2 separate regions of the Homo sapiens genome follow, and region 2 is linked to region 1. A link is a loop called in an ENCODE intact Hi-C map of the cell type or tissue named here. Cell type or tissue: GM12878. All regions are shown on one strand. Each heading gives the region's core, and the rest is flanking DNA. Links, peaks and the distances in the headings are about the cores only.

Region 1 (16,149 bases), core at 3,730-11,729:
GATGTTAGCACAAAATGTACCTGGGAATGACATGACCCAGGGTTACCATCTCTATTTTGAAGTATTGTTTTGTTTACAGACTAGTAACTGGTACCTCTCTTCACTCTCCTTTGTACTTTCTTTTTTTTTAATGAGTACATTTTTTATTTTAATTTCAATAGCTTTTGTGGAACGGGTGGTGTTTAGTTACATGGAAAAGTTCTTTAGTGGTGATTTCTGAGATTCTGGTGCACCCGTCACCCAAGCAGTGTACACTGTACCCAATGTGTAGTCTTTATCCCTCACCTCCCCTCCCACCCTTCCCCCAAAGTCCATCGTGTCATTCTTATGCCTTTGCGTCCCCATAGCTCAGCTCTGACATACTAGTGAGAATATACAATGTTTGGTTTTCCATTCCTGAGTTACTTCACTTAGAATAATGGTCTCCAGCTGGGTGCAGTGGCTCACACCTGTAATCCCAGCACTTTGGGAGGCTGAGGCAGGTGGATCACCTGAGGTTAGGAGTTCAAGACCAGCCTGACCAATATGGTGAAACCCCGTCTCTACTAAAAATACAAAAATTAGCCGGGTGTAGTGACGTGCACCTGTAGTCCCAGCTACTCGGGAGGCTGAGACAGGAGAATTGCTTGAACCTGGGAGGCGGAGGTTGCAGTGAGCCGAGATCACGCCACTGCATTCCAGCCAGGGCAACAAAGGGAGACTCCATCTCAGATTAAAAAAAAAAAAAAAGAATAATGGTCTCCAACTCCATCCAGCTTGCTGTGAATGGCATTATTTTGTTCCTTTTTATGGCTAAGTTGTACTTTCTTTTTTGTAATTTCTCAGGAAATTTTAAAAATATTTTAAACTAATCTATTTCTGTGTTTAGTGTCCTTACATTTAACTATATGCCTATATTTATTTTATCAATTTATTTCCCTTTAAAAGGGGAACTAGTAATACAGGTAGCAATATTTAATTTTCTAACCCAAATTAGAAACTTAAATGAAATCAACCTGCCATATGGCATTAGAATGACTATTATTTTCCTAAAAAGTTTGGGCTCTCCAACAATAGTAAAGCAAGTATCCCACCAGGGTCTGCCTATCAGACTGGTCAAGTAAGGGAAAGTTAGGGAAGCTGGTTCAAGTGGTCTGTTTTAAAAATGATTTTCCTGTAAAGTATTATTTTACTACTATTTTTCTTGAAGAACTAGGAGAACTTTTCATTCTATCTGTATCTGAACTTAAAAGATCTAAATTTAAGATTTCGTTTGCTCGAGAGCATTCAATAAGGATTTTTTTTTTTTTTTTTTTGAGCTAGGGTCTCATTCTGTTGCTCAGGCTGGAGTGCAGTGGTGTGATCATAGCTCACTGTAACCTTGAACTCCTGGGCTCAAGGGATGCTCCCACCTCAGCCTCCTGAGCAGCTGGGCTACAGGCACGTGCCACCATGCCCAGCTAATTTTTAAATAGTTTATAGAGACAGAGTCTCGCTATGTTGCCCGGGTTGATCTCGAATTCCTGGCCTCAATCAATCTTCCTGCCTTGGACTTCCAAAGTGTTAGGATTACAGGTGTGAGCCACTGCACCTAGCTCAATAAAGATTTTGATCAACACCATCCAATTTAAGTATAATGTAAGCCATGCATATAATTTTAAATTTTCCAGTAGCCACATTAAAAAAGTAAAAAGAAACAGGTAAAATTCATTTTGATAACATATTTTATCCAATTCAATGTATACAAAGTATTATTTCAACATATAATCATACTAAAATTAATAAAATAAGTTACTTTTTTTGTACTATTATCTCTGAGATCTAGCATGTATTTTTACACTTATAGCAAATCTCAATTTGGTCTGGCCACATTTTAAGTGCTCAATAACTGCATGTGGCTAGTGTCTACCAAATTGGAATGGTGCCACTCTAGATAAGTTGACTTGCTTTAATTCTTATCCTCTCCTGATTGTGAGTTCTGTAATTCTTACAGATATTTATAATGTCAGTCATTCCAAAAAGAATCTAAATTCAAACAGATGTGTTTTTAAAAAATACTTTCACAGAAGGAAATCCTATAGCTTCTTTTAATAACCCAAATCCATCATTTAATAACTAAATCTGGAATTTCTTCACTATTGTTAATCTAATGCAAACTCTGAGACTTTAAAGTGCCCCTCTATAAGTCCTCATTTGTTACTGTAATAACCCTGCATGACATACATGTACATATACACATACATATATATGCACATATATCTCCCCATTTTACAGAGGTAGAAACTGAGGTCCAGGGCTCAATGATATAAATCACACAGCTAGTAAGTGGAGGAAGCAGGACTAATAACCAAAGCCCTTTGCTCTTTACATCACACCACAGTGCCTCCTGGGTCTGCATAGTTTTTATATATCCTAAGATCCAATCACACAATAGTGCTAATATGGTAATACTGACTTGAATGACAGGCTATCAAGACTGTTACAGAACCGGCTTATTTCAGCTGCATTGTAACTAGTGATAGTCAGAAACTAGATACTGCGCTTTTCCTAACAAATATACAAGTATTCTCATTCATTTCCAAACAATGTCTAGGTTGTGTTAGAAATTCAACAGTTAAACAAAATTCGCTAAGAGCTGACCTGGACTCAAAATCAAAATAAAGAATATTCTAATCTAGTCATAGAAAGAACTAGGACAAGTACTAATGTGTTCATTTCAATAAATATTAATAACAAAATAAGTAAATGAAAGTCATTATTGACTCAACATATTTTTCCTTAGTGTACTGAAATGAATGACCAAATGATACTTTAAGAAAGGAATCCAAGCAGAACCTTGGAAGGATTATAGTAGCAAAGTCAATTTCTGCTGCTGGGTTCTACCTTTATCTCATAATCAAGTTGAAGAATAAAGATCCCAGCTGCCTTTGGCAACAACACAGGTCAGGTTGGCTTTAATGAGGCTATCTTCCTCATTGACCTTCAGGAAAGTTGACCTCAGCTAGTGAAGAGTAGAGGCCTAGACAGGCCACCATAGAAATCTGGGTCAACTGCAAACTCATAATTTCTTTGATTCTTTTTTACATGTTTCACTACTAGCTCTATACATTTTGTTGTCTTTTTTCACACACACAAACAGAAATCCAAGCACCTTCTAATTTCTTTGAATTCTTGCCCATTGAAAAAAAATTCCTATGGCCCCAAATATCATCATCAGGTGAATAAAGAAAGGAAGCAGCATACCATTAATTCAGTGTTTGACTGATGTGAAAATTTTCTTAAATAGGCAAATGTGTATTAATTAGAAATCAATCTTAGCTGCATTAAGCATTTACAAATTAATGGGGTTTTGTTAATATATTTCCCAAAGAGTTTTCAGTTCTGATAAGTGTAACAAATTTGTATATGACAAAAATAGAAATACAATGCTCTAAGTTTGTCTAAAAGGTGCAATTGCTCTGTTGCTTTTCATTTTGGGAAATGTAAACCAAAGGGGGGAAGATCAGGGCATTTGACTATTAGAAAAACCAGACACCTATTTCAACATGGTATTCCTTACTTTATACAAGAAAATTAGAGAAATATCAGTTTATAACTCAATTACTTTTCAATATTAAAGTCTTAAAAATCATACATGTTAGAGCCCGAAGGAACTTTGTGGGATGACAGAATGCATACATTTGTCAAAACTCACTGAAGTGTACAATTAGATGGGTACATTTTATTGTGCATACACGTTCTTCAATAAAATTTAAAAAGCAAACGAGAAGTTACTGAAATAAAATGGGAATTCAACTAATATGTCAAAGAAAAAAAATGTTCTTCACATACCTGTGCTTTATACTTTCATAATTGTGTTATCTATAATTTACTTTCTATATTTATTAACTGATAGCTGAGGAGCTCAACAAGGACACGTTGACAGGATAGATTTCCTTACCACCCATTTCTCCCCCAAATCTTCTTCCAGGATGGGGCCAGCCCAGGAAATACTGACAGCAGGGCCAAAACTTTTCCCAGAAAGCAATTTGTGGTCTGTTTCAATATGTAAAAAATGAATGAGGTAAAAATTCTGTACGGCATAGTGAAATGATTATCTGAGGTTTTTTTTTCTTTTAATAATATGGGTTTCCCCATCCAGCTACAGAATCCTTTTGTCAACAAAGTCTCATAAAAATAGTATAAAACAAATTTATCGTAAAGAAATAACTACCAATATGTGATACTTATTTGAAAAAGGACCAAGAAAAATGAGTTAATTGTTTTGATAAATACTTTGAAATCACAGATACTGACAGCCCTCCTTGATTTTTCCCTGAATAGCTCTTTTGCCATTTCATCAAATTTGGAATGGGCAAAGCATAAGTTTCCTTAAAAACTGACTTAGAGACGAGGCACGGTAGCTCGTGCCTGTAATTCTACTAGCACTTTGGGAGGCTGAGGCAGGTGGATCGCTTCAGCCCAGGAGTTTGGGACCAGATTGGGCAACATGGTGAAACCCTGTTCCTACAAAAAATACAAAAATTAGCTGGGTGCGGTGACGTGTGCCTGTAGTCCCAGCTACTCAGGAGGCTGGGGTGGGAGGATCACCTGAGCCCGAGAGGTGGAGGTTGCAGTCAGCCAAGATCATGCCACTGCACTCCAGCCTGGGAGACAGAGTGAGATCCTGTCTAAAAATAAACAAATAAATAAATAAAAATAAAAAATAAAATAAAACTGACTTAGAAGCAAAGGCATCTAGTATCTGATTCACACACAGTTGAGTGTAACTGCAGCAAGGCAGGATGCTCAGAGCCAGTGAAAACAAACAGATGGAAGGAAGGCGGGGCCTTAACTCCTCTTCACTTAGGAATCATTTGTCATTTAGCATTGATGACACAATATTATGGGAAAGAAATACAGTAAATACCTTATTTAAGTCATTCTAGATAATGGTTTATTTCATATAAGTGACTTTTCTGGACAGGGTACCAACCTGTCCTGGTTTGCCTGGAACTTTCTCAGTTGTGGCACCGAGGATCTTTCCAGGTTGAAAGTCCTGGGTTCTGAGAACCCACCCTCATTCCCAGGCAAACCAAGATGACTGGTCACCCTACTTCCACAGATCTGGCATCTATCCTTTTAAGCACTAACACATTCTGCTGGCAGGCAGTTATGATATAATAGATAGGGCAATAGACTTGTAGTCAAAAGACCTGTCTTTCCTGTCTTCATCACTTAGTAGCTGCATAACCTTAGAACATCTGTTTCCTCATTTGTAAAATAGAAAGAGTAAGATAACAACTCCTATACAGGGTTGTAGTTAGGCCTGGATGATTAATAAAGTATGTGAGAGTGCACATGCACAATAAGTTTTGTTTTCTTTTCCTTTCATCATTTTTGGTGGAAATCATTCTATGTTTAACAAATGTCAATCAAACCGAGTTTGACACCAAGAAGGCAGCAATGTGAACATCTATTAGTAAACCACACTGCTATATATAGTGTAGTTCTATGCCTACTTTAACTTTGCAGTTTTTCATCTACAGTTTTTTGGGAAATCACATATTTCGTAAAAAACCTCAAGATGACCATAGGGTTATTTGGGAAAAAAACTAGACACACTCAAAATGTTTAATAATAAGGACACTAGTTAAGAAAAGTAAAACAGAACCCATGTAGCTGTATGTGTGTGGCCTACTGATTACCAAAATTATTAATCTTCCAGACAGCCCTTGGAGTCATCTTCACACCATCTACCACTTCTCCTCTACTTCCTATATGCAGCTGCCAAAACCTGTCCATTCTATTTCTGCAACACCTGTCAAAACTATCTTTCCCTTACTGCGGTTACCCTAGTTTCAGCCCTCAACAATTCTTGACTGGATCACAGCAAAGATCTTTAAATGGGTTTCTTTGCCTCTAGTTTCTTCTCTTTAGACTCATTAAAGTGTCATCATAGTTTTACTCTAAAACAGATATTATATTATTCCAAAACCTTCACTGAGCTCCATTCCATACAGCAAGACATTATAATCCCTAAGCATGGCTTTGAAAGCCTTCCAAAAAATCTTTTAAGTCCAACAACTTAACTAGGGTTCACAGACCTATTTAACAGTATAACTGGAAATAGAAGCTAGCTCTCCGGCTTCTTAGTCAAACAATTTAGCTCTTGTTTTTTTTTTTTGAAGTCACACATTTATACATTCCTTTCCAGTAGCTTCTTCCTTCAGCCTCCCTGACCCCAATCCTGAACCACCCGCAGCTTGTGCACCGGCCCCCTGCTCTCTGTCCCCTGACAAATGTTGTTCCCTCTGTATGATACTCCACGTGCTTCCTTCTCTGCCTGGTAAACCCCTACTTGTTCATCAAGATCCCACTTAGACGTTGCCTCAAAGTTCTCTTTAACAATCTCCCAAGCTGAGGGAGGCATACCCTGCTGCAATCTAGCAACCGCCTCCATAGATGCCTCAAGATCTTGGCATTTACCAAATCATTCCACTGCTGGTGATTTCCATTCCTGCCAATCCTGCTAGAAGGCAACATCAAGCATACAGGACCCATTTACCCAACTTAGACTCAACATCTATTATACATCTCCTGTCTCACATCAAAGTGTATGTATCACTGAATCAGAGAATGTTAGAAACAGAAGTGACAGCAAGACAGTCATCATCACATGCTCCTCTCTATCCTCAAATTTTACTCAGAAGGAAAATGAGGCCCTAGTAAGACATGCCCGAAGTCACACAGATATTTCATAGCAGAACTGGAAGATGAACCCAGGTCTCAGATTCCCAATCTAGCAATCTTTCTGTTACCCCATAGGCTGTGTGGAAGAGGATACTAAAAATGCCAAAACTTCAAGGAAATCTACTCCAGGTGGCATATCACAATGATTAAAGACTTCTCAGAGAATGACCAAGAAATGCCATCTACTTGCAGATAACTGGGTATGAATGTTAAAATGGAAAACTTCAAGGTACTACTACTACTGAATGCACTTGTTTTAAACAAAAGTAATATATGCCTAACTTTTTATGTCACTGGATGGTTTATATACTATATTATTTAATATTATAAATTACACGTCCCCAAAAAAGTTTCACTTGGAAAGAATATTTAAGATTGTAAGTTTTAACAATTTCTTAAATCCATTTATGTATGTGGATATTGTCTTTGGTTAATTATTCAGGGGTAATTTTATTAGGTTAAATGATCACAATTCCAAAAGCAGCATGTTTATGCAAAGAGCCTATCTAATTTTCTTCCACTAGAGGGAACTAAAGATCATATTATAGCTAGCTGGGCACCCAGCGTTTCACCAAGGTCTCTGGCTTTAGACAATATTATTGGTCTCAATAATAAAATACAAAGATGAGATGATTATTTGCCTTTAATGTGTCTAACAACAATAACCATCAGCTAACATTTACTGAGTACTTACTATGAGTCAGGCTCTATTTTAGATGTGTTGACCCATTTAACCTCGCAATAATTCTAAGGGGCAGATGATGCTCATGTTATATATGAATAGACAGAGAGCAGTTAAGTAACTCATTCACAGAACTAATAAGCTGCGGCCAGGGGCGGTGGCTCACGCCTGTAATCCCAGCACTTTGGGAGGCCAAGGCAGGTGGATCACCTGAGGTCAGGAATCTGAGACTAGCCTGGACAACATGGTGAAACCCCGTCTCCACTAATAATATAAAAATCAGCTGGGTGTGGTAGCACATGCCTGTAATCCCAGCTACTTGGGAGGCTGAGGCAGAAGAATTGCTTGAACCTGGGAGGCAGAGGGTGCAGTGAGCTGAGATCATGCCACTGCACTCCAGCCTAGGTGACAGAGCAAGACTGTCTCAAAAATAAAAATAAAAAGAACTAACAAGCTGCAAAGCAAAGATTGGAACCCAGGTAGAACCAATAAGCTGCAAAGCAAAGACTGGAACCTAGGTAGTCTGGCCCCAGAACCTATGCTCTTAATAACTCTGCTATATTGCTTCTTAGGTCTACAATGACTCAATTCTGAAGATGAACTTTATAGGTTAGCTATTTCTCTGAATTAATTCTAAAAATGGAAATACAAAGTCTTGATTAAAATAAAGCTCAATCAAGCAAATTTCCGTAATAAAATCATACCTTTCAAAAAAATCTTAGGTTTCAATTTCAATTCAATTTTCAATTTCAATTCAGTTTTCAATCTTAGTCCTTTCAATTTAAGTCACTTGATTATATTTGTGTAAAACTAGTTTTCTATTAAGACAGAATCATTAAAAACACAATGACAGCCAGGTGCAGTGGCTCACGCCTGTAATCCCAGCACTTTGGGAGGCTGAGGTGGGCAGATCACTTGAGGCCAGGAGTTCAAAACCACCCTGGCCAACATGGTAAAACCCTGTCTCTACTAAAAGTATAAAAATTAGCTGGGTGTGGTGGCGTGCGCCTGTAATCCCAGCTACTCAGGAGGCTGAGGCAGGGGACTCGCTTGAACCCGGGAGGCAGTGAGCCGGTTGCAGTGAGCTGAGATCACACCACTGCACTCCAGCCTGGGAGACAGAGCAAGACTCTGTCTCAGAAAAAACCCAGAAAACCCCCACAATGACTAGGTGGGACTTCTGGAATGGCTGTATAAAGGAGCTCAGGGATATCTCTCCCCTGGAGAGACATATATTTAGCTGGTCAAAAATCACAATCATTCAAAGTCCCTGGAGACTGATCAAAGGGCTTACAACAAATAGAGAAGCATTTATTCAATAGAATCTACAGAAATTCGATAAGAACAATAAGAGGCTGTAGCATTCGAGATAGGGACCACACAGGGACTGCACCTGTCCCCCCACAGCTCTGTTTTGCCAAAGAACTGTTTTAAGGAGTTCAGCAGCTAAGGGCAGATCCGCCCCTTGAGATGGAAGAGCTACTCGGGGTGGATTTGGCAGCTAGTAAACATTGGCAGATCCCATTTTCCACGGCTCCATGCTGTGGAAGGCCTATATAGAGCAAGCGGCAGAAGCTGATGGCAGCAGCCATTTCTCTCCCCTGAACTCCAGCTAAAAACAGAGGAATCAGGTGAGGAAGCTGGTAAACAGTGTAGTCCCCCCTGCCCACACAGCTCTGTGTTGTCAAGAGAGCTACAGAGATGTGTTTGGCAGCTGAGTGGCAGCTCCCATCTCCTTCAACTTCCTAGGGTGAAAGAACTATTCTGAGTACTTTCAGCACCTGGTGAACACTGACAGATATCATACTCCCTGGTTTTGAGCTGTGGAAGATCCACACTGAGTAGCAGCAGAGGCAAAAGGAGGCACAGTTCATACCTCCTCCTTCCCGGCAACACAAAAACCCTGCTTCAGAGGGAGGATCTGGGTGGAACAGCCAATGAGGAGTGAGTTCCCCATTTTCCCCAGCTCCTACTCTATAGTGCAGAGATTCTGCTCAGGGAAGGGTATAGCAAGTCTCAAAGACTAGAAAAACTTGTCCCTGACAAGGGACTCAATGTTATTTTATTTTTATTTATTTTTATTTTTTCTTTTCTTTTCTTTTATTATTATTATACTTTAAGTTTTAGGGTACATGTGCACAATGTGCAGGTTAGTTACATATGTATACATGTGCCATGCTGGTGTGCTGCACCCATTAACTCGTCATTTAGCATTAGGTATATCTCCTAATGCTATCCCTCCCCCCTTCCCCCACCCCACAACAGTCCCCAGAGTGTGATGTTCCCCTTCCTGTGTCCATGTGTTCTCACTGTTCAATTCCCACCTATGAGTGAGAACATGCGGTGTTTGGTTTTTTGTCCTTGCGATAGTTTACTGAGAATGATGATTTCCAATTTCATCCATGAAGGGACCCAATTTTAATTGGATCAGACTATGGAGCAATTTATACCACAAGGCATTGTCAAAAAGAAGGGAGCAATCAGCTATCGATTGGTTAAGTTTAACACCAATAGAGGTAGCAGAGAAATGCATGGATAAGGACCACACCTGTCCTGAAGAGGGACATCAGAGGTTGCACTGAACTAGTCCAGCAAGTAACTAAAAAAGAATAACCCTGGAGTGGAGGAAGGTGTCAGTATCCACAGTTGCTATAACAAAGTGTTAGGAGACATGCAAAATGCAGAAAAGTGTGACCTTTACAAAGGAGGGGAAAAAAAAGCAGAAAATAGAAACTGCCTTTGAGGGAGCCCAGATGTTGGAATTAGCAGAAAAGACTTCAAAGCAGCTATTATAAATACTCTCAGCTGGTGACTAAGAGCAGCAGGAATACTTAAGCAGGCTAATTCCTGTGAGATATGGGTCTCTGATGGTCAACTTTGGCTCAAGGACTCCCAATACGCCTTGCCAAAACATCCTTGAAACTGCACCTTGGTCAAATAATTTCCCCACCCAATCCTCCTCTTTTTCTTCCCTTTTTCCTCCAACGGGGTCAGACCTGCATGACCTGTGATGGCTGTCCCAGCCTCCTCCAGCTCCCTACCATTCATTTTCACTCTCAATAAATTTCTTGCACATCAAATCCCTTCTTGACATCTTTTTGTAGAACCTGAACACAAGCTTTCTGTAGAACCTGAACACAAGCTTTCAATAAGGCGAGCCAGTAAGAAGCACGCTGATATGCCTGTCAAAATGTCCCTAAGAAAGGTTTAGCAATAGGAAGCACCAGGTATCTTTGAGGGCAGGGTTGCATGGTGGAGCAGATAACAGGAGGACTGGCTGAACCTTTATAGGTATGCAGTATGACCTTGGATATCTTTGGCCAAGCAAATTATCCTTACCCCACTTTTTGGAGACTTTGGACACCAGACCCCTAGCTCACGTCAAACTGAAGTGCTGTACTCAAACAAGAGGATTAACTGGAAAGTTCCATGTATTAAACATGTTAAAATAAAGACCCTCAGCCTTTATCTCTCAGAACCACTGCAGTCAGACTTAAATGCCCCTACGTACCCTTTCTCCCCCTAATACACATACCCTTAGCCCAAGGCAGAAGATCAGAAGATTCTTCTGTCAAACTGACCTGCTTAAGAACAAAAGATCTACAGATAACGGATATCCATAAGGCGCTCAAAAAATGGCCTAGTCTTTGTCTGATCACTGATAATGAATTTACCCATATACAGAGTGTTCCCAGGCACCTATTTAACACTTCCCTCTTAATATTTTTCTGAGGAAACTGTTCCCTGTATAAGGCAAAGAAAATTTCAAAAATATACTACTTTGAGATAGATAAGAATATGAAACCTATGAAGACAAGAGTATGAAACTATATAATAGTTTAAAAGAAAAACATTCAGAAAAAAGTCCTTGAAAATAAAAAATGAGAGCTAAACCACGAGACTCAAACAGAAGGGTTAGAAGATCAAGTTGAAGAAATCTCTCAAAGTAGAGCAAAAAGATAAAGAAAGAGGAACAGGAAAGAAAAGGTTAGAGATGAAGCCCTACCTTATAAGCCCTTATGTTATTTGAATCACAGCAACTCCTGAAAAGAAGAACAAAGAAACTGGAGAAAAGGATGTTATCTAAGAAATATTTTAAAGAATTTCTAAACTAAAGAACAATGAGTTTCCAGATTTAAAAATATTTCTAAGCAATCAGTATAACGACTTTTAAAAAGGCCCACAGTAAAGCACATCATTGTAAAATTTTAGGGCACTGGGGTAAAGAGAATATCATTAAAGCTTTGGGAGAAAAACGGCCAGGCACTGCCCTAAGTGCTTTACATACATTATTCAATCAATCCTCTCAATAACTGTAAGGGCAGGTAAGATATTATGCCTGATTTTTAGATGAGAAAACTTAAGCACAGAAGGGTTATGTGATGTGCCCATGTCACACACAGCTGGTTAAGTGTGATATGAACCTAAGTAGTCTCGTTGCATCATATAAACTTTCACCCATATGCTATATATTTTCAAAATTGTCACCTAGAATTCTACACCCAGCCAAACTATCAAATTGTAGAGTAATATAAAGACATTTTCAGGTATCTCAAAAAAGCACCTCTTCTCAGAAAGTTACTAGAGGGCATACTTTATCAAAATGAAGAAGGAAGCCAAAAAAACCAAAAAAGCAAAAAAACAAGAAACCTAGGGAACAAAGACTCTAGCACAGATGAAAGGCAAAAGGAATTCTCATGACGAGCCCAGCAGGCCAGGACAGCAACCAACTTACAATGAAACAGATGAAAGGCTCACAGGCAGGGGGCCCTCTGTCACCAAGAAAAACAATGAATGTGATAAATTATCCAATGGGGTTGAATGTACCGAGGAAAGTTACACAGTTTAGTGGGACAGCCTAGGGATAAATTAGCAATAATACATAAAATAACAAGCAATCGGGCTGGGCACGGTGGCTCACGCTTGTAATCCCAGCACCTTGGGAGGCCGAGGTGGGCACATCATGAGGTCAGGAGTTTGAGACCAGCGTGGCCAACATAGTGAAACGCCATCTCTACTAAAAATATTAAAAAAAATTAGCCAGGTGTGGTGGCACGCTCTTGCAATCCCAGCTACTTGGGAAGCCGAGGCAGGAGAATTGCTTGAACCCAGGAGGTGGAGGCTGCAGTGAGCCAAGATCACGCCATTGCACTCCAGCCTGGGTGACAGAGCGAGACTGTCTCAAAAACAACAACAACAAAAAACTAAGCAATCAAAGAAATGAGTCAATGATTCACCCCAGATATAACAATAAATTACACAAGAAATACAATCATATTATATGAATAACTGAAATATGAATATTATAAAAATGGGGAAGGGAAAGTAAGTAGGGACCAGGAAGTGGGGTGGGAGGGTAGCAACATAAAACAGCTACATCTTTCATAGCAAAAAGGCAATAACTGATGATATCTGAAACTATGAAATCAAGAAATAGTAATATATGTTGCTGGTTACAGAAGAAACAGCAAAAATGCTTAAAGTGGTGGAGTTGGAACAAATTAGGAGAGACACTGCTTTTTTGTTGTTAGAAGTAGCATGATTTGACTTTTAAAACCATGTGCTTACATTACTTAGATAAAAGTAAAACCCAACCATATAAAGAACCAGAATAGAACTTTCTATATGGTCCACTAAAAAGCATATATTTATGATAATTGGCCAGGCGCGGTGACTCATGCCCACAATCCTAGCACTTTGGGAGGCTGAGGTGGGTGGATCATTTGAGGTCAGGAGTACGAGACCAGCCTGGCCAACATGGTGAAACCCTGTCTCTACTAAAGATACAAAAATTAGCCAGGTGTGGTGGCGGGCGCCTGTGGTCCCAGCTGCTCGGGAAGCTGAGGCATGATAACTGCTTGAACCCGGGAGGCGGAGGCTGCAGTGAGCCAAGATCACACCACTGCACTCCAGCCTGGGTGACAGAGGGAGATTCCATCTTAAAAACAAACAACCAACCAACCCTCAATAGGTCACATTCTCCCAAGAATTCCCCATGCCATATTGAGCTCTGAAATTGGGGCTGTGTTCAAACATTTTCTTACATAGGTGCCACCATCTGCATATTTATTTACATGCCCATACATAGAGACACACACATTAAAATAAGAGAGCAAAAAAACCTTAAAGCATGAAAGACAGAAAACAGAGAGAGCACAACTGTGAACTACTGTCCTTAGAAATCCCATCTTTCTCACTAAAACTACTAAGGTGACACCAGGGACATGCTTGCTTTGTAAGTAGTTCAACACAGGTCCTGGCTCTCTTCTTTTTTGGGAAGGGTTATTTTACATGCTACAAATTATAAAGCTCCCTGTCGAGGGTAACAATGCTGATGTAATTTGCTGGGGCTACAAGAGCATATCACCACCAACAAAAGCAAGCAAATTCTAGCTGTTTTATTTCTTGTTTAAACTTCATTTATTTAGTCAATTTAGTGTTTGTTCTCTATAATAACAAAAAAAAATGCCTTTTGTTAAAATAGACACTTAAGCATTACCTAATGGTGGTAATACTCATTCAGGTCTGGGATACTCTAATAAATACAATGCTCTGTACCGCAGACTGATGGCTTTCCTACTTTAACGTAAGCACTCATTTTATACTGTCTCAATTCATAAGGAGCTTGATGCACTGTTAATGGAGTACTAAAAAACACAATTAAAATGGCCTTTTCTTGTTTTATTTCTTGGTTAATTACAATGTTCAAACAGACTACTGGAAACAACTCCCTTTTAAAATTCTCAGTTTTGCCCTTTTTATCCTTTGTTTTAAAAAATATGGCATGGCTCTCATTAATGTCATTAGTTGCAATGCCTGATGAGAGAAAATGCTGACTTAGTGAACCTGGAATCAATTTTCTGAATTAAAAAAGGTTTTTTTGTGAGACTACTTCAGGAATAGTATTTATTTTCTCAGAAGCCTTCACTGTAGGAAATGCTTTAAGTAGTACAGTAGGTGCTAGATTACCACATCTACATTCATGTAGTGAAATCATATGAAACTTCTTGAACATGTTCCTTCACCGCTTTTCAGCCATTTAACCTTACTGCAACCTACAATTGTATGAGGAAGCATACAAAGACCTGAGAAGTTTCCTTCTCTAAGAAAACTAGACAAGTAACATGTCTTAGCTTTATATTTGTGGATTTAGGGACAAGGGTTACGCTTGACTAAAGCCATACATAGTGTCAGGAAAGAAATTAGAAAACCTAGAGAGCAACTGGGGAAAGGGGAAAGAGAAAGGGAAGGGGGCCTTATATGCAGAGTTCAAGAGCAACTAGGTTAACAGCTCCAGGATGGAAGAGCCAGGAGTAGCCAAATGATAACATGGATAGGCTTCAGGGCCACTACTGGAGGACAGGCAAAGAAAAGGTAAACCCAAGGTGTAACCAAGATGACTTTAAGGAGAGACACCATATTCAAAGATGCAAAGTCAGACTCAGGACCCTGAGAGACGGAGTGCCCCTAAGAGCCAACAAAGAGATAGGAAGGACAATACCTAGCACAGATATACCCACTCCCGTGACAAAGTACCATAGGTGAGCTGCTTTCAATAAGTCTAGGCTAGTACCCCCACAGCCCCAATGCCTAAGTCTTCAAAGAAAAGTTCAGCATCTTATGAGGTACAGACATTAAAGAAATAAGAAATATTGGAGAAGAGTACAGATGTGAGTGAGGTACAGAACAGGAACCTGTTATAATGATAATGGTTGGAGTAATATTGGGAATAAAGAGGTGCCAAGTTTTTAAAAGGATGGTATAATTACAGTAATTTGGACTGTCTGGTATATTCTGACTTTAGAGTGACTAAAATTAATAGCAAGTATTTAGAAATAGCATACATTCATATGATGTACTTCTCTGCCTCACACTTTACAATCATATATCTAAGTATTTTAAATGTTGGGACGTGTTCCTAGACTGCTTATAAATACTACTGAAATGACATTAAATATAACAGAAACAATAGATGGCAAAAAAATTTTTACTCTGTTCTCTAAAAAGGAGATGGGTAAAAATAAAAATAATTGTTACTGGATCAGCTACTGTGAGAGGTACACATTTGTAAAAGTATTTTAAAATTCTGTAAGTTTCTTGAGGGTGAAGACTATATGTTGTTCATTTCTGTTTGCCCTACAATGCTATGCACTACCCGTGACAGATGACACACACAGTAGACAATAAATGTTTATCAAATGAGATTTTGAAAAATTTAAATCCAGTGGAATATCCTGGAGCTTTAAAAAGAAAAAAGGACAATCTTAATACCATGCTATTGAGTGAACTCCAGAGTATCTACGACTTAATAAAACAAGAAGATGTAGAATAGTGTGTAGAATATGCCACCTTTTATCCAAGGAAGAGGGAAATGTGTGTGTATGTATGTGTATGTAAAAACACACACAGCTACAATATTTACAATTTTAAAGCAAAGACAATGAGTATAAACTGAAAGCTAATGAAAATGATTACTTATGAAGGAGGGTGGGAACAGGGATAGAAAACATACTTCTTTGAAAATATTTTCTTTTATAGTTTGCCTTTGGAACCACGTAAATGTTTTACATGATTATAAAAAATTAAATCACAATAAAAAACCCCCAAAAATCAAAATAAAACAATCTAAGAATATAGGAAGCTGGTGGCTAAACTGAAAAGAGACTAATTATTTTAGGTAAATTTTTCTTAAAAATCTTTTTATTTTGAAATAATTTGAGACTGAGAACATCATTGACTGTTTTGCTTTTATAAAC
Region 2 (16,149 bases), core at 4,779-12,778, 480 kb after region 1:
TGGTTGAGATCTAAAAGATGAAACAGAATGTGTATAACTCAGTGGCTTAAGTACATTCACATTATTGTGCGACCATCACTGCCATTCATCTCCAGAACATTTCCTTCTTCCCAAAAAGAGACTTTGTACTAATTAAATAATAATTCCTCGTTTCCTCCTCCCTCAGCCCCTGGTAACCTCTAACCTACTTTCTATCTCTTTGAATCTGCCTGTTCTAGGTACCTCATATAAGTAGAATCATACAATATTTGTCTTTTTGTGTTTGTGTTTTCTAGTTGCATTGGCATGTAATATATTTTTCTGGAAACACTGGCCACTGGAGACTTGACTTGTGATTGATTTGAGTGATTGACAGTATTGTATTGAAACACTTAGTCATATATGTTGATAAAAATAGGTACTATATGTAACCAGAATATAGGGGTAGAGTTTGAGTTTTTCATGAATAAATTTTCCTTTGGATTTTTAGTTGGAAATTTTGATTAGTTCCCTTTCACTAAAGTACAAGGCTATATTTTACTTCTAATGTTAAAAATAATCACCACATCATTGTGTAAAAGAGAGTTGAAAAGAAGCATAATTTCCCTTGGGAGCTAGAGAGCCTATCCCTGAAAGTTTTGCTTTATCCAGAGTTCCACTGAAAACTTCAGGTTGTCTGATACTGTGTCTGTAGATATTACTTGTCTGTGTGTTAAGGGGTGAAGTAAATCCAACATTAGTATCCAGTTTTCTTGAGACAAGGGAGAGAAAAGAAAGTGACATCATCTTTTGGTGACATCATGCAAAAGTCAATCTTCATTTTGAATTAGCTCTTGAAAAAGCTTGCCTTAGGTTAAAAGCCTTAGGAAAAACTATGAGTAACACTATAAAAAGCGGATTGAGAAATTCAGAACCAGAATATGATCTTGCTCAATGTGCAAATGTGGTTTGTTTAGAGGATGCTTTTAGGAAGTGTATACGTGCCTGTGTGCACACACACACATATGCACACTCACACATTGCACTGAAATGCAATATTGCAGCTTCTGACATTTGATACCTCAATTTTGCTGGAATTTCCAAGGGCATAGTTTGGAGTAAATAATAATCATTTACTGCATTAATCTTGCATTCTCAAAAAATGCCATTTTGTTTCCTCAGGACAAGAGTGTCAACTCAAATTTACTCAAACCAATTTCTCTTCATGAAAATCCTGGTGGGCTGAACTAATATTTCATTAAAAAATATGCCAACTAAAATAAACCTGTTTTCACTGAGGGTGTTATCATTGAATGATGACCTTCTGCAGACTGGAGCTGGCCTGCAGGCTCAATGTTTGGCATTTATACTCTAGTATATTTCAGGTTTACTTATATTAATAATCAAGGTAACACTAGCTTATGGGCTCTTCAGCATGGAAGGGATTTTGAGAACCCATTTGTTGATCTAGAAATGAATCCTTTTCACTTCAATTGGATTTTTTTTTTACATATGTGAGACAGATGACAATATGTATCCTGTTGGACGATGCTTGTGGAAAAATAGCAAGAGGAAATAAGTTTTAAGTGGAAGAATTTAAGTTGGATACAAAGAAGTAGTTGCTGAAAGAACAAGCAAAACACATTAGAAATAGCTATCAGTGTTGGCTTGGTAAATCTCTCTTTCCCTCTCTCATTTTGTGGGTGCATATTTGTGGGTGCAATTTGTTAATGCATATACACAATCATAATTTTTTCTTTTTCTTTTTCTCCTTATTTCAACTAGCTCAGTTCTTGCTGTTATAGACTAAAAAGTACTCACCATGGTGAGTAGTGGCCTAACCTGAGTGATTATAACTTGGTCCAACAATTGGGATTGGCCTTCAGCCTTGTTAGACATAGTTCTAAAGCAAGGCTGTTTATTTAAAGTAAGCAAATCACGAGATACAGATTTACAAATGAAATGCAAGTGTGTTACGTTCCAGGGGGAAATATTCCTCCCTGGTAAGCAGAATGATCCTATCCTCCACTCAAGGTACCTACCCCCCGGAATCAAAACCAAATGCAATAGGAAATGTTGGTTGTCATCCTGGCATTCATTCCCTCTTTTTCCATTCCTAACTAAATTGTGATTTTGTGTAGGTGTCATCTACTCCCACACATAACCCACATGCCTCAGGGGAAGCTGGTCGACCCCAGACCTTGAAGCCCCAATTAGTCTAATCTAGTCATGTAAGCCAGTCTGTTAAGCAGATAGTCTGGCCCAAATCAACTTGGTCTAATGAAAAACAAAAATAACTTCTCTGAGAGTTTTTGGAAATGCAACTTTCTTGTTGATAAGCACAGCTACAGGAAGTCAGTCTCTCACTGGGTATAAATGAGTAACCATTAGCACTAGTTGCTATAAGGGGGTATTCTATAGCCATGAGGGGAATCAGCCTCAGGATGAAGCTGACAGTGTTGGTGTTAGAATGAAGAAATGGAAGTAACCTGTGTCCTTGATGATTTTCTTGCTCAACTAACCCTGAAGTCTATCCTATAGGATGAAGCACTATGAGGAGATATAGCAGGCAAGCAGAGGTCTGAGATCAGTTAACTTTAGTTTTGGCCAACAATACGTTTTATTATTATTGAAGAGAGGTTGAGACCGGTTTTCAATTTTATACAGCTCAAAGAACTGAGTTTTTTGAGAACTCAGCTCAAAGCTTGAGTTTTCTATCATTGTCATGCCAGAGTGAAACATTTGTCGTTCTCTAATTAAATAATGTACCTGCCACAACTGGAACATTAAAGGATCTGGCAGAAAAATTTCAGGCTATTGACTACTTCTTACATATTCCAGTAAAGTCTTACAAAAATGAGATAAGCTTCGATGTTCATCTCAGATGTTGCCATTGGAAGACAGTGGGGTTTCTTTCAGAGAGAACTGTGGGATGCCAGATTGGTTGTCTCTCTTGAACTCCCTTTACTACTAGAATAGTAAACCCTGCTACCATGTCCAGGAAGAAATATATCATATATCCGTAGACTGATGATCATTGGTGGTATTTTTCATTCTTTTTTCTGTTTTGTTTTTTGAAACAGAGTCTCACTCTGTCGCCCAGGCTGGAGTGCAGTGGTGCGATCTCTGCTCACTGCAACCTCCACCTCCCGGATTCAAGCTATTCTTGTGCCTCAGCCTCCTGAGTAGCCACGGCTTTTTTTTTTTTTTTTTTTTAAGTAGAGATGGGGTTTCACCGTGTTGGCCAGGCTGGTCTTGAACTCCTGACCTCAAGTGATCCACCCACCTCAGCCTCCCAAAGTGCTGGGAATCCAGGCATGAGCCACCATGCCTGGCCATTTTTAAAATTATTATTTTCTAAAAGGAAGGTTTTATTAGAGCTTCTGTGCTTTATCGGCCATTGTGCATTACATATGCTCAAGATGTATCATTTAATTTATAGCCATCTATTGCTTGATCACTAGGAACTATATCTTGATCTGATAGAGAGGACTCAGTGTCAACCAGGGATGGGCTTGCAGCTAAGTATAGCAGCTGGGAAGACATTGGGTTGCTTCCTTTTAGGAGTGGCCAGAAAAGGAAGAGGCTTTCTATGTTTTATGTTTCTATGAAGTTTTCAATAAACTTTTACCAATATACTCCTTTTATCTCCTTGGCCAAAATTTGGTCACAAGTCAATTCCTAGACCAGTCATTGGCAAGGAAAATATGGGATTACCCTTAAATCAATCATTCTTGTCTAGAGTTAAAGCTAGCTTGCCAACTTCCTCTAAATCTGCTCATTGGAAGAGAGATAGAATGGATGTTGGAGAGTCAGCCACAGCATGTACTTCATGGATTTAGTAATCAGAGAGTTGTTTCATAAGCATAGAATAAGGTGGAGGGCTGAGACTCCGCATATGACAATAAGGAGAAACTGTACTTTTTTTCCAAGTTCTTAGGGGCAGTCACACTTGCTACCATGTACTACCATCCATGGGATGGTAGATCCTTAAGACCTAGAGGTCTAATGTTAACTTTCTCACACTTTTGTCTTTGATTAGGCCTCTCTAGCACATAACATAGTGAGACTATGATTATATGATATCAGAGATTCTTAAACTGGCTATGTTGAATAAAAGATTTTCAAGAAATTGATGAGTCTTAGGAGCAAAAGCATTGTATGTTTCTGATAATTTTTGAAATATGTGGCTTACACCAAATAAGACTCCCAATGATTTTTTTCCCCTCCCTGTATATGCAGGCTACTCTTCACATGAAGACTTTGCCCCTCCCTGCCCCTTGAGTCAAAGCCAGCCTTGTGACTTATATGGATCAATATAATGTGACAGAAGTGATGTTTTGGGGTTTCCAAACGCGGGCCTTGAGAGAACTAGCAGCTTTGCCTTCTTTTGTCTGGAAGTCAGCTACCATATAAGAAGTATGACTGCTCTGAGATCACCATAGTTTGAGAAACTCAGCCTAGCCATTTGGCGAGGTCACATGGAGGAGCACTGAGGTGCCATCCATGTGAGTGAAGCCATGCTGGGCTTTCCAGCCTAGCCATTAGCTGAATGTGAATAAATGCAGCCTGAATTCCTGACCCATAAAATCATGATAAAGCATAGAGCATTGTCTTAAGCCACTAAGTTTTAGGGTAGTTTATTATACAGCAATAGATGACTGAAACAGTTAAACATATGTCTTTACTGCAGAACATTTTGAAGCTTTTAATATACACATAATCTTTAAGTATATCCAAAGCATGAAAGGGTGATTGGCAATTGGGAACCCTCTTCTCTTGTTACAAGTATAAGTGTATGTTCTGCAGGTCAGAATATGAGAAACCACTCCAGAGTGTAGTAGATGGAGGCTTGATGCTCCATGGCCAGCAGAACTGCCAAGGAAGGAGTTTCTGGGTGCTAGGCATACCAATGGAGGTGACCAAAGTCTAGGTTATAGAAAATGTTCTCGCCAGGCAGGTGAAGCAGAGTGTATAGGAAGATTGAAAGATTGGGGCAAGTGTTATACGGGAGGAAGAGCAAGTAGTCAGCCTCAGGGAGGTCTAGCACAGTGTCATTGCTCATGAGCAGAGCATGGCCTCAGGGATAAGGCACTACGAGAAGACATAGCAGGCAATCAGAGGTCTGAGATCAGAGATCTGGAAGCTTGCACACCCTAGTCACTGAGATGGAATTTAAGAACAGGATTCCAGCTGATAGGAATCCTGTTCAGAAAGGGGAGACATTGCTGAGAACGAGGCAAGATCCCAGACTTAGAGTCTTAGGGCACCAAGTAGGTTATAAAGGCAGGGTCTTACAGTGTTGCCCAGAGATGGCTAAAAAACTTAGTCCCATTGCTGCTGGAAGCCTTCAACTGTCAGCCCTTTTTGGGGATTGTCTCAGCTGAAGATAGCCATTTCCACTGAAGAGAGCTGTCTTGCGCAAAATAATATCTCCTACCCGAAGATGGTGCAATGCTGAGGTATAAATGTCTGACCCCTCACCCCAACTTGGGACAACTCTGAAGGCCTATCCCAGCTCCAGATCTGCCTGTGGGGTTTGAATGAGGCCTTCATCAGGACTGTATGTTAGTCTCCTCAGGCTGCCATAACAAAATACCACAGACTAGGTGGCTTAAACAACAGAAATGTGTTTTCTTACAGTTTGAAGTTTAGAAGTCTAAGATTGAGGTAATGGCAGGTTTGGTTTCTGGTGAGGCCTGTCTTCCTGGCTTGAGTAGCCACTTTGTCATTGTGTGGCCACTCCTCTGTATTCTTGGGGAGAGAGGGAGAGTCTCTGGGGTCTGTTCCTCAACTTATAAGGACACCAATCCTGTCAGATTAAGGCCCCACCCTCATGACCTCATTTAACGTTAATTACTTCCTTATAGGTCCTATTTCCAAATACAGCCACATTGAGACTATGACTTCAACAGATGAATTTTCGGGTAGACAATTCAGTCCACAGCACACTGGACTCCTAGCATTCCCACTCCTCTCTCTGCCCACTCCTGCTTCCTTGGCAGTTTTTCCACAGGTGTGGATCCTAAGAGCACTCCCTAATAGAATTCCTGCACACAAATCTGTGCTTCAGAGTCTCAGTCCCAGGGAATCCAACCTGTGCTGGATTTGAACTGTTCAAACTGAGGTACAGATTGAGGACTGGCTATGGGAAGTACAAGCTTTTCTAGGAAAGAGATCCCAGGCTCACTGTCTCTTTTATATTTGTCTTTTTATGTTCTGTACCTGACTTAGGGATTGGCAAATGGCAGGTGTTTAATGGTTAGTTGAAAGAACTAACGGATGAATCAATAAACAGGAACAATGCCTGTTTCCTACACTTGGGATACAAGTCCAGAACTAGCCTGGTTCCCTAGATCAAACCAGATTACTTAACTTCTTGAATGAGGACTTCCTAAATACACTGTGAAGCTATAGGATCAGATCCAGAGCCTGGGATGGGGCTGAGTCTGCAGATGGAGGTCAGCTAGATCCATTTTTGAGGACTGTAGCTCTGTGAAGACACAAAGGTCAGTAGCTCCCACAGAGTGCCTTGTAAGATTAACTTCCAATGCATTAGGATTTTAATATGGCCATTTGTTTAAATTAATGTCTTACAAAATGTCTGTCCTTGATACTATCCCACTTACACTAACATCTTAGGGTTCAAGGAGGCAGTTAGGCCCTAACACATTGTCAAGTATTTGTTTATTCTGTTGATCATTTAAAACAAATATTTATTGGGCATCTATAATACTCAGGCTCTATTCCAGGCACTGGTGATTCAAAATTAGTGTTCAACAAACTCCATAAACTTCTTTTTATCATGTTTTAAATCTTACTGGGAGTGTAGATGGAAGGAAGCCTCAAGGTCACAGCTGCAAGGTTTAATACACAAGCTTTGGGATTAGCATGAGTTTAAATCTTGGCTCGGCAATAAACCTGGGCAACTGCCTAACTTTTGTGAGCCTCGATTTCCTCATTTGTAAAATGGGAATAGTAACACTAACATTTACTTCATGAGATTGTTGTAATGATTATATGAGATAAGCTTAGAAAAGTGTCTGATTTATACTTTGTGTCCCTTAGTAAATTCATAGAAAAATGGTAACCTCTTTCCCAACAGATTACCAATTTCCTTATCCCACGCATATAATCCAGTTATGAATGATAAGAGAAGATATGGTTGTGTGAGATGTGTAAAGAAACAACATGTACTGATAACTCTGGTAGGTTGGAGTATTGTTTCCAACTTTTTATTCACCCTGTAATAGAATGATATGTTCACTGACTTTGCTATATGACTTTGTGGTATCCCCCATATGAATAAGCAGAGTGTACTTCTCCACCTCATTGCTTTTAGGACTTGGCCATGTGATTTGTTTTGGTCAATGGAATGTTAGCATGTACGGGCATTGTAGTGGGTTGAATAATATCTCCCCAAAATTCATGTCTTCTTGGAACCTGTGAATGTGACCTTATTTGGAAATAGGATCTTTGCAGATGTAGTCAAGTTAAGATGAGGTCATACTAAATTAGGTGGGCCCTAAATCCAGTGACTGGTGACTTACACACACACACACACACACACACACACACACACACACACACACACACACGGTATAAGGCCATGTGATGATGGAGGTAGAGATTGGAGTGATGCAGTTACCAGCCCGGGAATGCCAAGGATTGCTGGGAGTCACCAGACACTATGAAGAGGTAAGGAAATATTTTTTTCCTCGAGCCTTCAGAGGGAACATGACCCTGCTGATACCTTAGTTTTGGATTTCTAGCCTCCAAAACTGTGAGAGAATAAATTTCTGTTGTTTTAAGACACCTGGTTCATGGTATCTTGTTATGGCAGCCATAGCAAACTAATACACACAAGTACGGAGAATTTAAATGAGCTTGTGTGTTTGACTTGGTCTCTTGCATTTCTGGCATTTGCCATGAGAAGAACATGCTCTGGGTACATGCTGGTTCCAGAATGAGGAGACTTGTGGAGTATATGTGATTCCAACCCACAGTTATGGGCAAAGTCCAGCAAATCTCAGATGATCTCAGCAGAACCACAGTCAGCCTGCAGGCTGTGAACAAGAAATAAATGCATGTGGCTATATTGCATTTTGGGCTTGCTTGTTGCACAGGATTAGTGTAGCAATAGCTGAGTAATATAGTGATGGATTGGGAGTGAGAGACGAAGGAGAAGAAGCAGTCTGTTAGAACTTTAAAAAGTTCCAGATCACCTTATTCATTGTCTTCAGGAATAGATGCAGCCCAAATGTATAGGGGGCAGTGGTGGGAGGGAGTAAGGTTTCATGCTAGAGAGTATTTTTCTTTTTTTCATGGGAAGATGGGAAGAAAATGAAACCTACTTTGGAGTCACTTATCTATCCAGTTTTCCAGATATCCATTTGGATGAACAGGCAACAAAATGAAATACAGTGGAAGTAGAAGGGAAAACCAGGGAGGCCCCTAAGCTGTTTCTGTCTTGCCAAAGGAGCCAACAACCCAAACAAGAAGAGGTTGTCTTTAGAAATGACATATGGTTAGGTAGGTTTTGAAAAATTAAAAATAGCAAAGGGTTTCTAGTGTTCCTAGCTTATTATGGGATAAAAATGAGAAGCAATTTGCAAAGATGTGGGCAGTAGCAGAATGAATAGTGGAGGCTGATTAGGTACATTTGCCCAGGGCAACTCATTAAAAAGCACCCGAGTACAGTACTGAAACCCTTGTAATTTCCACTACCTCCCACCATTACCACTTTATCAGCTTCAGAGAGAAAGTCAGTTTATTATTCAAAAAGCCCACTCCTGAAATATGTTTGTTCCCAAAGCCCTTTTCTTTCTTGTAGAAACACACTGGAGTCATTCAATTGCTTTTGGATGGGGGTGAATGGCAATACCTCTCCTTAGCCTTAAGGCAGGAGGTTAAAGATTAACTTTGTGCCTCTATTTCTGTTACTTTTTTTACCTTTGTCTTCCTTCTAGTCAACAACATACCATTACAGATGAGGTAAGACACCATGTGCTCATTCTCTGTGTGCATTTAAAATGTGGATTCAGCAAGTTCGCATCTTCTCTTTGTTTTGACAATGGGGAAGGGAAGGCTGCTTTGATCTTTGAAAATTATGGCTATAAATAATGCCTATTCAAATATTGGCTCAACAGTGATTGCGTTTGAGTTGTTTTTAGAATCTTTCTAAAGCCCTCTTTTCTCCTTTGGATGTGTTAGATGCTGATCAAATTTGAATTCCCACATCATATTTATGTATCTCAAGTATATTTGACAAACAGATGCTGTACTGTATCTCAGGTAAATATTTTATGTTTTGGTTTTTTTCTTATCATAAAAGTAATGCATGCTTATCATAAAGTTGCACTGTATACCAAAAAAGTATAAATAAGCAAAAAACTGTAAAAAATCCATAAGCTTACCACTCAGAAATACTGATAGAATCTGTATCTATGTCTGTATATTTTCATAAATATATGTATATGCAAATTTTATATATGCCTATACAGTTTCTTTATAAATTTGGTATCATACTGGTCATACGGTTTTGGAGTTCCTGTTTTTAGCATAAGCTATTATCCCATGTGCTAGATTGTACTCAATTTGGTGTGTCTGTTGTGTTTGTGGTAAGATTTATTCTTTTTCCGATTTACACTTTGCTTAGGGATATTTTGTAGCCCAGTTCTTTTACTCTGTCTTCATAGTGCATGGAAATGGAAATGTGCTCTCCCCTATGCATGAATGAGGATCTTTCATTTGCTACTCTTTCTGGAGAGAATGATAAATCCAGTTCTACAGTTTCAGATTTAACTCTAAGACTGATTTGTATGTGGCCATAAGTTTAAGTGCTAGGTAGTCAGGCTTCCAAACATGTATTAATCCCATGTCATGTGCAGAACACGATGTTAATTGTTTTAGTGTTTCTTGTGGATGTAGAAATACATCAGTCTTCAAGTGACCAGCAGCTCATGAAATAATTGGTGAGGGGAGAATGGGTTCCGATGGAGTCTGGCACTGACTGGTTCTTGGGGAAGTGAACAGAGTAGACTGGCTAAACTCTAGGGTTCATCCTTGGAACAAGAAATGCAATAATCACAGGCTCAGAGGCAGAGAAAGTCTTTATAAGTGTAAAGAATGGCAAGGAACTTGGCTTGGCAACAGCAGAGGAGCCATGCAGGGGAGAACAGACTGGAGGCTGATTTGTTTGTAGGACCTGGACGCTGAGCAGACAAGCCTGAATTTGACAACACAGATGGGAAGGATCCCGAGTAGGTTTCTCAGCAGGGCAGTGATATAAAGATGAGGGCATTCAAAGTAGATGATTTTATTGCCCGTGTGGATCTGTAGCTCTCATTATCTAGTGTGATCATTCTAAGAGTGTGCCTGCTAGGCTTCTGCCCCGTCAGAGTCTGGCCATCTAAGTTGTGTGCAGCTTGTGCAGCTAGTATCACATCCTGTCCCACTGGGAAGGTCTGAGGTGGGCCAATTCCAGCCCCTCTAAATAATTAGTTCCCACTGCTGTCTGTGCACAGAACTGAAAGGAGCAATTTATTGGCATTGTGGGTAATGCCCAGACACTGCCAACAGAAAGTATTAAGCTAACTGATTTGTAGAAGAGGACAAGGGGGATTATTTTTCAACCATAAACCCAACTTGAGAGGGGGTAGTTGTCTACTCTTTAAAATTAGCACTAAGGTTTACCTCACAAAATGCACGCTCCTGCCCTCATACATTGCTGGCAGGGATGCAAAATGGTACTTGTGAAGGAGAATTTGGTAATTTCTAACAAGATTGCATATGCAGTTACCCTTTGAGTTATGAATGCCACTTCTAAGAATCAACCCTAAAGATATAATGGCAAAAAATATAGAACGACACATGTGCAGGGTTATTCACTATAACACAGTGTAGCAAAAAATTGGAAACGTCAAATTTTATCAATGAGACAAAAAAAAACTAACACACATCTACACAAAGCAATACTATGCAATTATGAAAAGGAATGAGGAATAGCACTATACATTGCTGAGGACTGGTTTCCAGCGTATATTATGTGAAAAAGCAAGGTAGGAAAAGCATATATTATAAACTATCATTTATTCTAAGAAAGGGGGGTATGAATGTATATATTCATATGTGTATATTACTATATATACCCATATGTGTATATGAATGTACATACAGTATAATATGTTTATTTGCTTATAGTAAAAAAGGAAGGATAAACTGGAAGCTAAAAATGAAAAGAAAAAAAAAGGTTACCAATAGGGAAGGGGAACAGGAAATAAGAAAACATGGTGAAGGGAAAGGAATAGAGTTGGCACTTCTCTGAATATACCCTGTTTTGTAGATTTGAATTTGGAAACAATAAACTATATTATATAATTATATTACAAAATTAAAATTTAAAAAGCAATCTCTAAAAATAAAAAAAAGTAATGTAAAACAGATGAAACAAACTATGTAGTAAGTTTTTGACTTAACCGTACAGAGAGGAACTGTTCCATATGATTTCAATTAAACACAATAATTTGGCTTTACATTCCTAGAGTGATTATGTGCTAAGGACAGAAAGAACTGTAAAAATGTCTTGGTAATATTAGGTTATAATTCTGATGTTGTGTGTGTAGTGTAGGAAAAGGCAAATGAGTATGCTGGTGTTGTTGGGAGCTGGGATTTTTGGCGTGAATAACAGGTGATACAGATATAATACAGATGAGATTAAGTAAAAATCTTATATTCCTGGATTTGAAATGAAAGTGTCATTATAAACTCACATTATAGCTCATCTTTCGTAAGTAGATTTTCTAGCTTTGAACGCTGAAAAGACCTAAAAGCAGTGACCATCCCAGTAGCAATGCACATCCCTGGTGTCCAGGTTGTGGTCTTTAAGTACCATTTTCCATTAAAAGGAACCTGGGCTCCTTGGAAAATTAGCTGATATCAGAACTGGGGCAGAAAATGTATAAGATAAGCCTGGAACAACTTAAGAAACTAGGAGGCAAGGAAGCTTTCAAAGACTACTGTGGGTTTCTTAAAAGGACACAAGAGCCACTTGAAGGGGGACGATTTGATTATCAATAAGAATAACAATCGCGATGGATTGAAACATTTGTATATGCTTAATCTTTCCTTATGCTTATTCTGATTAAAAAAATAAAGGTCACTGGTCACCTCGGATCTTCTTTGTATTAGAGAACCAATGGATATCCTGAAAACTGGAATATAAGTGGAAAAAATCTAGCTTTTATCTTTGTTTCCTACATAAAAAGCACATCATTATAATCAATTAATTGATCAGTGGAAGTTCCTTATTCTTCTTCTTTTACTTTTAGTTCAAAGTACTCATCATGAAAGTTCCCTCTTAAGTATATTAGCTGGTAAATGAAGGAATGATAGAATTATAACACTTCTATGTTGCAACCTCTAATAAAATATTGATCTGGACAATGATAGTGGGTGACTGCTAACATCACAGAAAGAGAGAAAACCAGCTTTCTTGGCCTTTTAATGGATACTCACAGCACTACCTATTAAAGATTACTGGCAAAATAGTGTAACCAAATATGATCAAGGTTTTACTTTTAATAACCAATTTACAGGAAATACAGGGACAGAGGAACATGTTAAATAATATCATGAGATATGCTATGGTTTGAACCTTCCCTCCCAAACTCAGGACGTTTGAAATGTATTTGTCATTGTGATAGGGCTAAGAGTTGGGACCTTTAAGAGGTGATTAGGTCATGAGGGCTCTGCTCTCATGAATAGATTAATGCCTTTATTGTAGGAGTCAGTTAGGTATTATGAGAGTAGACTCCTGATGATAGATAAGTACAGCTCCCATTTTCTCCCTGTCTTGTGTGCTTGCTTACCCTTCTGCCATGTTATGATGTAGCAAGAAGGCCATCACCAGATGTGGCTCTTTGATCTTGGACTTCCCAGGTTCCAGAGCTGTGAGCTAAATACACTTGTCTCTCAGTATCCATGGGGGATTGGTCTAGGGCCCCATACAGATACCAAAATCAGAGGATGCTCAAATTCTTAATATAACATGGTATAGTATTTGCGTATAACCTACACATATGCTCTCATATACTTTAAATCTCTAGTTTACTTATAATACCTAAAACAATGTAAAGGTTATGTAAATAGATATTATACTGTATTGTTTTTTATCTGTATTTTTATTGTTGTATTGTTATTTTATTATTTTTTCCCAATATTTTTGATCAGTGGTTTGTTTGAATCTACAGATGGAGAAACGGTGGATACAGATGGCCAGCTGTAAATCTCTTTTCTTTCTAAAGTATCTAATCGGTCGTATTCCATTATGGCAGCAGAAAATGGACTAAGACAAGATACAATTTCCAAAATCCAGACTGTACAAAACATGGGACCATCAACCTAGTTTATCCAACAAAAAATTGCAAGAAAAAAAAGATATGAGTGAACTAAGACTTAAAAAAAGGAAACCAATTGCTACGTACAGATCTTATTTGGATTCTGATCCAACACATCACAGAAATGCAGATATGAGACACGGAAATTTGAATATTGACTAAATTTTAACAATACTGAAAAATTGTTGTTTTACATGTGATATTAGTATTATTATTTTTGGCAGTAAATACTGAGATATTTGCAGATTACACGTTAGGAAATTATGGATTTGTTTCAAAATAAGAAAGTAGCACGGGCTGGGGAGGGTAGTAGGTGGGGAATGTATGAGACAAGATTGGCCATGAGCTACTGGTTGAAACTAGGTGATGTGATGAGTATATGTATTACCATATCATAATAATCAGGCCAATTCTCTCAAACAAATGAAGGAGTAAATATGAGAAATAGAATACAGAGGAAAAAAGCAATATCTTTATTTCTTTGAAGTTTACTAATCTGCTTTAAAGTTCTTGAGTAATATTTAAGTATTCTAAACTTCTATTAGGATTTCAAAAATACAATTTATTTATTTATTTTTGACTCTTTTAAAATCATCATTTAGAAACAAGAACTTCCATAGCAAATTTGGATTTTAACTCAGCATTTAGTGATGAATTATACAATTCTAAATATCTGGGCTTGTTAGAAAAGATGACATTTTCCATTGTAATGTTTATGTATGAGTTATCTCTCGTACGGGAGTCCACTGCTTATAGTAGCCTAGGCTTTTGATAAGCTATAGTTGCTTCAGGCTGTGTGCTACATTTCTTGGTAAGTCTTGGTGGGTGTTAGCACAAACACTACTCATTTGTCATCTTTTACTAAGCTAAAACTTTTCTGTGCAGTTGGAACACAAGTCTTCTCTTTTATCCCTGACCTTCCTGGGACCTTTATCGCTATCAGCAGTCCCTTCCTTGACTGCCTTACTGTCATCTCAAATGGAATCTACCAATATTGTATTCCTCTTATTTCTTCTGAAGTGGTTCTCTCTTGACATAGCCTAGCATCTGATAACCCTAGACTCAAGAAATATTCTTTGTGTTTGTCTTTCTTTGGCTATGACTGCAGGTCATCTGGGGAACTGTTTACAGTTTCAGATATCACCAGTCACTACTGAGAAGGAAGAAAAGTAAAACTATCTTTGAACTCTGTAGAGGTAAAGATTTTCAAACTCTGAAAGACAGGAAGGGAGGGCCTTATTGAAACCTTTACCTTCATTGTCACAAGGGTCTCTACTCTTCTTATTTCAGGGTGGTTACTGAATTGTTTTCAACACAGTCCAATTCAGAGTATAAATTTATAGTAGATAGTAAGTATATGACTTCTTTTTATAATTTTATTAAATGGATGTACTCATCCAATTACCAAAGCCTACTTGGGAGTTAGATAGTTTTAAATTTAAGGTAATAATTTATGCAATTAATAAATCTGTGTCACCCTTTAAACAGAGATTAATTGAATTAATTTTGATAACATTATTCTTCATATTTCTCTTCGTATGTGCTAGCACACTAATAATAGATGTTAATAATGCTTTGTATTTGTAAAGAATCACTGTATTCAAACCATTTACAGTGATGTCTCATCTAATAACATAGGCAAAGTAATTATTTGAAAAATTAGAAAATTTTGATCCAATGAGGCCAGAAGACTTACCAAGTTAATGATAGAACCCAGAGAGTCAAGGAATGCTCTTTCTACATCCCTTCTTCCCAAGCCACATCCCCAACCAGTGGATGGGCTTGATTCCCACTTCACTTTTCGGAGGACCAGCTTTTGGTTTCTTTTTTCTTTTGGCTTGGAAAAGAACCCATTTATTATTTCACTGGGCTATAGATTGAATATTTGTATGCCCCCAAAATTCATGTGTTGAAATCCTAACCTCCATAGTAATAGAAAGTGGGGTCTTTGGGAGGAGATTAGGTTATGAGGGCATAGCTCTCATGAATGGGACTAGTGCCCCTATAAAAGAGGCTCTGGAGAGATCCCTTGCTCCTTCTGCCATGTGAGGACACAGTGAGAAGACGGCTGTCTTTGAACTGGGAATGAGTCCTCACTGGACACAAAATCTGCAGGCACCTTGATCTTGGATATCTCAGCCACCAGAACTGGGAGAAATAAATTTCTGTTTTTCGTGAGCCACCCAACCTATGGTATTTTGTTATAGCAGCCAGAACAGACTAAGATACACCATTTTTGTGGTTCAGGAGTCTGAGCATTGCATAGTTGAATCCTCTACTTAGATCTCACAAGATAACATCAAGGTGTCAGCCAGAGCTGTAGTCTCATCTGATGCTTAGGAACCTCTTAAAGCTCATTCAGCTTATAGACAGAATTCAGTTCGTTAAGGCTGTAGAACTCATGCAAGCTTTTATTTTCTTTGAAGCCAGGAGGAGACTGTGCCTCTGGTACTTCATCCTCTTTTAAGAACTCCCCTAAGTAAGTCAGGCTGACCCAAAATATTTTCTTTTTCTATTAACTCAAAATCAACTGATTAGTAACCTAATGACAGGAGTGAAATCTCACACTCAGGGAGAGAAAATTATATAGGGCATGTACACCAGGAGGTAGAAATCTCAGCCAACTACAAACTGTATACAAAAACCTTTAAAACATCATTGTGAGAAATTATAAGAACTAAGTAAATGGAGATATATATGTTCATGAGTTGGAAGGCCCAATATTGGCAACGTATTCTTTTGAAATTGATTTATATGTTTAATACAATCCAAATTAAAATCCTGGCAGGCTTTT

Evidence for each region. Hi-C counts contacts between places; a loop is a spot of excess contacts. Peaks named below come from ENCODE experiments on the same cell type or tissue, not always from the same donor. Only the 100,000 strongest peaks of a DNase experiment are listed, where the experiment ranks them.
Region 2: a loop joins it to region 1, with 2.7 times the contacts of the local background. A loop is called at or near these places in 2 of 110 quality-filtered maps.

The regions. Positions count from the first base shown.
Region 1 is chrX:41,791,014-41,807,162 of GRCh38, forward strand. The region is part of intron 2 of CASK (calcium/calmodulin dependent serine protein kinase); the gene reads right to left. Among named protein-coding and RNA genes, the nearest start is that of GPR82, 75 kb to the left of the region's middle. RefSeq lists an enhancer at 11,868-12,409. In GM12878, for the core only: a CTCF peak has its summit at 7,237 (motif pointing right); a DNase peak (open chromatin) is centred at 5,788.
Region 2 is chrX:42,268,551-42,284,699 of GRCh38, forward strand. No RefSeq gene overlaps it. Among named protein-coding and RNA genes, the nearest start is that of CASK, 350 kb to the left of the region's middle. In GM12878, for the core only: no CTCF peak of the experiment used is centred there; a DNase peak (open chromatin) is centred at 8,651.